2 separate regions of the Homo sapiens genome follow, and region 2 is linked to region 1. The links are chromatin loops, found by intact Hi-C in ENCODE. Cell type or tissue: sigmoid colon. All regions are shown on one strand. Each heading gives the region's core, and the rest is flanking DNA. Links, peaks and the distances in the headings are about the cores only. Region 1 overlaps DAPK3 (death associated protein kinase 3). Region 2 overlaps TNFAIP8L1 (TNF alpha induced protein 8 like 1).

Region 1 (2,900 bases), core at 124-2,623:
GCTTGTGTTTGCTGGACAGGTCTGTCCATTAATCTAGGAGAAAAGGGTGGTGTCTCAGTTCCTCACTTCTGTCTTTCCCTGTCTTCTCCAGGGTTGCCATTAGGGGACTCCTGAGGTCCTATCTCCAGGCTGCGGTGACTGCACTTTCCCTGGAGTGGAAGCTGCTGGAAGGCGGACCGGCCGCCATGTCCACGTTCAGGCAGGAGGACGTGGAGGACCATTATGAGATGGGGGAGGAGCTGGGCAGGTGAGCTGTCTGCCCGCACGGCTGGGCTCCAGGGATAGGAGAGAGGCGCTGTGGGGTTTTCTGAACAGCAGCTCTCCTTTCCTGTTCTTTATCCTGTATGCTGAGAAGGAATGAGTCAGTATCATGCGGTGGGGGAACGAATTTGGGCCGTGGAGTCAGACAGCCCCGGCTGTGAATTCCTGCTTGGGAATCCTCTGTGTGTTTCCTGTGGGGAGAAAAGTAATTGAGCCGTTACAGCAGCCAAGACCGTGCCTGGCATGGGGCACCAGAGCAACAGATGCCAGCTGCTTTTGTTATTAAAAGATGTGTCTTCTGCCTGGGCAACATAGCAAGACTCCATCCCTACAAAAAATAAAAATGAAAAAAAATTAACCAGGTGTGGTAGCTCATGCCTGTAGTCCCAGCTACTAGGGAAGCTGAGACGGGAGGATGGCTTGAGCCCAGGAGTTGGAGGAGGCTGCAGTGAGCTATGATCGTGCCACTGCACTGTAGCCTGGGCAACAGAGTGAAACCCCATTTATTTAAAAAAAAAAAAATCTCCCTGTGTTAATCCTCTTTTGTGGGAGGCACTTTAGTTTTTTTGCCCAGCTCTTGGATGTTTAAAGTGGGGGGAGGGAGGGGCGTGTCTCCCAGCTGGGCCCAAACCTCGGTCAATTGTTTAACATGCTTGTGGGAAAAAGCAGAGGTTTCCTCTTCCAGGGAGGCAGCTGATTTCCTGCCTGTCTGGGCCTTGGAGGGTCCCCCTGGGGCCCCACCCCCTCCAGACTAGCCAGGCACCACTAGGCCCTGCCTCCTTTTGTAGAGCCTCCAGCCTTATTTGGTGAGTTTGCTACTGGCCAGCCTCCCTGGAGCCTCCCCATGATGTCACCAGAAGGGAATGTAAATAAGTGAGCTCTGTGTCAGGCTAGGGAGAGTGCTGCAGGCTCTTTTGGGATCCTGAGGTCCCTCCTTCAGGAATTTCCTCGTTAGTGGCAGAGAAAGCATGCTCCCTCCTCCCCCTTCTCATGCTTCAGTGTTGACCCCTCCTGCTAGGGGTCGTTTGGCAAAAGTCAGCAAAATTCAGCCAAATTTCTTTTAACTCGCCGATTTCACCTCTAGGAATTAATTCATTGGAAAACTGTACATACATGGATGGAATGACTTAAGACTGGGGTAGTTGCTAGAACGTTTACCAGAATAACAGCCTTTTTTTTTTTTCCTTGACACTATCTCATTCTGTCGCCCAGGCTGGAGTGCAGTGATGCGATCTCGACTCATTGCAGCCTCGGCCTCCAGCCTAGCCTCCCGAGTAGCTGGGATTACAGGAGCCCGCCACCACCCCTGGCTAATTTTTGTATTTTTAGTAGAGACAGGATTTCACCATGTTGGCCAGGCTGGTCTCGAACTACTGACCTCAGGTGATTCACCTGCCTCGGCCTCCCAAAGTGCTGGGATCACAGGCGTGAGCCACCGCACCCCGCTGGGAACAGCAGCCTCTTAAATGGCCTTCCCCAAACCACTGCATCAGGGCTGGAATAGGATGCAGCTTGTAAAAAGAACCAGGCAGGGCCAGGTGCGGCGGCTTCCGCCTGTAATTCTAGCGCTTTGGGAGGCCAAGGCGGGAGGATCGCTTGAGCCCAGGACTTCAAGACTAGCCTGGGCAACATAAGTTGACCCCCATCTCTCAAACAAACAGAAATTCATAATTTTAAAAAAAGTATTTAGCCTTCTGTTTTTGCCGTGAAGCCTTGGAGGTCTGGTGTGTATTTCATGTCGCAGTTTTTCTCGGGACTGGCCACACCTCACGGGTTTGACAGCTCTGGGTGGCCAGTGTCTGCTGTTCTGACGGCACTGCTTCAGGTAGTGGTCTGGAACATTCTCAGAGATACATGAAGTGCAAGATGAAGGCCCAGAATGTAGCAATTTTTGTTTGTTTGTTTGAGACGGTGTCTGGCTCTGTTGCCGAGACTGGAGTGCAGTGGTGCCATCTTGGCTCACTGCAATCTTCGCCTCCCGGGTTCAAGTGATTCTCCTGCTTCAGCCTTCCAAGTAGCTGGAATTACAGGCGCCCACCAACGTGCTCAGCTAATTTTTGTATTTTTAGTAGAGACGGGGTTTTGCCATGTTGGCCAGGCTGGTCTTGAACTCCTGACCTCAAATGATCTGCCCGCCTCTGCCTCCCAAAGTGCTGGGATTACAGGTGTGAGCCACTGTGCCTGGCCCCAGCCCACACTTTTTTTTTGAGACGGAGTCTTGCAGTGTCGCCCGGGCTGGAGTGCAATGCCGCAATCTCAGCTCACTGCAACCTCCGTCTCCCAGGTTCAAGCGATTCTCCTTGCCTCAGCCTCCCGAGTAGCTGGGATTATAGATGCCTGCCAGCACGCCCGGCTAATGTTTTTGTATTTTTAGTAGAGACGTGGCTTTCACTATGTTGGTCAGGCTAGTCTTGAACTCCTGACATCGTGATCTGCACGCTTTTGCCTCCCAAAGTGCTGGGATTACAGGCGTGAGCCACTGTGCCCGGCTTCCCAGCCCGCATTTTTAAACATCATGAACTCTATCAGTAGAAATTGTCGGTGTGTAGGCCACGCTTGGGTCGTGTCTGGGTTGTGGCAGGCACTTAGGAAGTGGGTTGGGAGTGACACCTGAGACCATCACTGAGGAGGGCTTGCTG
Region 2 (2,900 bases), core at 115-2,614, 680 kb before region 1:
AGTCTTAGAGGGCAACCCTGATATTTAGGGCCTGCTCCCAGCTCTGGCCTCTGCAGCAAGCAACTTAACAATGTGCCTCAGTTTCCCCATCTGAAATATGGGGAAGATCGGAACGAACTTTGTCCTGGGGCAGAAGCTTGTGACCAAACCGCAATGCCCCCTAAGCTGTGAGCTTCCTCTGGACGAGAGGCTGCAACCACTGCCTGGAATTCCGCCCTTCCGTGCCCACCTCAGCTCTGTGAACTTGCAGACCTAGTTCTATCTCAGTGAGATTCCCTGTGCAAAAAAAAAAAAGCTGGCCGGGCGCGGTGGCTCACACCTGTAATCCCAGCACTTTCGGAAGCCAAGGCGGGAGGATCACTTGAGGTCAGGAGTTCGAGTCCAGCCTGGGCAACATGGTGAAACCCCGTCTCTACTAAAAATACAAAAATTAGCTGGGCATGGTGGTGGGCGCCTGTAGTCCCAGCTACTTTGGGGGCTGAGACAGGAGAATCGCTCGAACCCAGGAGGCGTAGGTTGCAGTCAGCTGAGATCACACCACTGGACTCCAGCCTGGGCAACAAGAGCAAAACTCAATCTCAAAAAAAAAAAAAAAAAAAAAAGGATGTTTGCAGATTCTAAGAGGAAACTCCCGAACCCCTGGGTCCAGCCTCCCCAGTTCATAGATGAATAAACCGAGGGGACTCGAAGAGGAAAAGGCCTTTCTCTGCATCTGGGGATGAGGCCCCTGGACCCCATCGGCCCTGGAGCCCACATCTTTCTGCCCATCTCGGGAGCTCCGTGACCCCAGGCAGGGCTGTGCCCCTCGCTGGGCCTTGACTTTCCCATCTGTGAGTCCTGAGGCTGAAGAAGTTGATTCCGGACGGGAGTCAGGCCTGTTTACAGATTCAGGAAGGGCCTGGGCTCCCAAGAGCAACCCCCGCCCCCTGCAAGGCCAACAGGAAGAGGGATGGGGGGCAAGCAGCTGTGGCCTCCCTTCCTGGCCCCCACACTCCTAAGACGGCCGGGGCAGCCCCGGGACCTGCTGACACCTGGGGCGGCCCAGCTGCCTGGCCTTCCCCTTCCTCCTCCCTGACCCATTGTTCTGCCAGAAACGCTCCCATCCAGGCAGCCAGACAGGAGGATGACTGCTCTCCCAGGGGAACAGGCCGAGGACCAAAATAAACCTGGGTCTTCCTTCCTGCAGGAGGCGGTGTAGCGGCCGCATCAGCCCTTACAGGGCAGGGGCCTTCCTAGGGACTGCCTGGGGCCTAGGGGCATCGCCCTCCAAATGCCAGGGCACCCTGCCATCGTCACAAACACACACAGCCTGCTACAGCTTCTGGGATTCAGGTGTTAACACCCATTCAGTGGCTCAACGAGCATTTATGGAGCACCAGCTGTCCTGGGGCAGAAGCTTGTAACCAAACCCCAGTGTCCTGAGCCAGCGACCTGTGCCTATTCGTCATTCCCACCTGGTACTGGCCAGGTTGCCTGCTTTGCAGAAGAGACCACAGAGGCACTGGGGATACAGCAGGCATCAAAACAGATCCCATCCCTGCCTTGCTAAGGCCCTGGCTTTCTAGACCCCAAGCTGCCTCCTCATTACAAAATCATCTGGGCCAGGCAAGGTGGCTCACACCTGTAATCCCAACACTTTAAGAGGCCAAGGCAGGAGGATTGCTTGAACTGGGAAGTTCAAGACCAGCCTGGGCAACATAGCGAGATCCCATCTCTACAAAAAAAAATTTTTTTTAATTAGCCAGGCATGGTGGCACGGGTCTGTGGTCCCAGGTACTCGGGAGGCTGAGAGGGGGAGAATCGCTTGAGCCCACGAGGTCAAGGCTGCAGTGAGCTATGATCACACCACTGCACTCCAGCCTGAGCAACAGAGCAAAACCCTGTCTCAAAAGGAAAAAAAAAAAAAAAAAAAAAAAAGCCAGGTGCACTGACTCACACCTGTAATCCCAGCACTTTGGGAAGCTGAGGTGGGCAGATCACCTGAGGTGAAGAGTTGAGATCAGCCTGGCCAACATGGTGAAACCTTATCTCTACTAAAAATACAAAAAAAATTAGCTGGGCATGGTGGCAGGCACCTGTAATCCCAGCTACTCTGGAGGCTGAGGCAGGAGGATCATTTGAACCCGGGAGGTGGAGGTTGCAGTGACAGTGAGCCGAGGTCTCCAGCCTGGGTGATAGAGCGAGACTCCGTCACAAAAAACAAAAAACAAAACAAAAAAACCCAGTCCGACGGCTCCTCAGACATCTAAACACACAGTTACCATAGGACCCAGCAATTCCACTTTGGGGGATCTACCCAAGAGAAACACAAGCATACACCACGCAAACACTTGTTTTGCACGTCACAGTTTACAGCGGCGTGACCCAGGGTAGCCTGCAAGTGGAAGCAACTCAAATGTCCGTATGTCCATTAATGGGTGAATGAATAAACAAAATGAGATCGGTCCAAACAATGGAATGTTCTCTAGCCATAAAAGGAACGAGGCTCACACACAAGCTCCAGCGTGGATGCACCTTGAGGACATCATTCCCAGTGACAGAAGCCAGACACACAAGGCCACAAAGTGTGTGATCCCACTTCTATGAAATGTTCAGGAAGGGCCGGGCACCGGCTCACGCCTGCAATCCCAGCACTTTGGGAGGCCGAGGCGGGCGGATCACAAGGTCAGGAGATCGAGACCATCCTGGCTAACACGGTGAAACCCCGTCTCTACTAAAAATACAAAAAATTAGCGGGGCGCGGTGGCGGGCACCTGTAATCCTGGCTACTCGGGAGGCTGAGGCAGGAGAATGGCGTGAACCCGGGAGGCGGAGCTTGCAGTGAGCCAAGATCACGTCACTGTACTCCAGCCTGGGTGACAGAGCGAGACTCCATCTCAAAAAAAAAAAAATGTTCAGGA

The links. A loop is a pair of places that touch in the nucleus more often than their neighbours do. Peaks named below come from ENCODE experiments on the same cell type or tissue, not always from the same donor. Only the 100,000 strongest peaks of a DNase experiment are listed, where the experiment ranks them.
Region 2: a loop joins it to region 1, with 5 times the contacts of the local background. A loop is called at or near these places in 1 of 110 quality-filtered maps.

The regions. Positions count from the first base shown.
Region 1 is chr19:3,967,021-3,969,920 of GRCh38, reverse strand. It overlaps DAPK3 (death associated protein kinase 3), which reads left to right. Exons shown (of 9, transcript NM_001348.3): 2 at 92-247. The coding sequence starts at 186. Among named protein-coding and RNA genes, the nearest start is that of DAPK3, 2.6 kb to the left of the region's middle. RefSeq lists a silencer at 1-250 and an enhancer at 1-400. In sigmoid colon, for the core only: no CTCF peak of the experiment used is centred there; DNase peaks (open chromatin) are centred at 320, 1,060 and 1,770; H3K4me3 peaks cover 2,321 bases; H3K27ac peaks cover 2,119 bases.
Region 2 is chr19:4,646,627-4,649,526 of GRCh38, reverse strand. All of the region lies in intron 1 of TNFAIP8L1 (TNF alpha induced protein 8 like 1), which reads right to left. Among named protein-coding and RNA genes, the nearest start is that of TNFAIP8L1, 8.6 kb to the right of the region's middle. RefSeq lists an enhancer at 943-1,082. In sigmoid colon, for the core only: a CTCF peak has its summit at 1,210 (motif pointing right); DNase peaks (open chromatin) are centred at 1,076 and 2,446.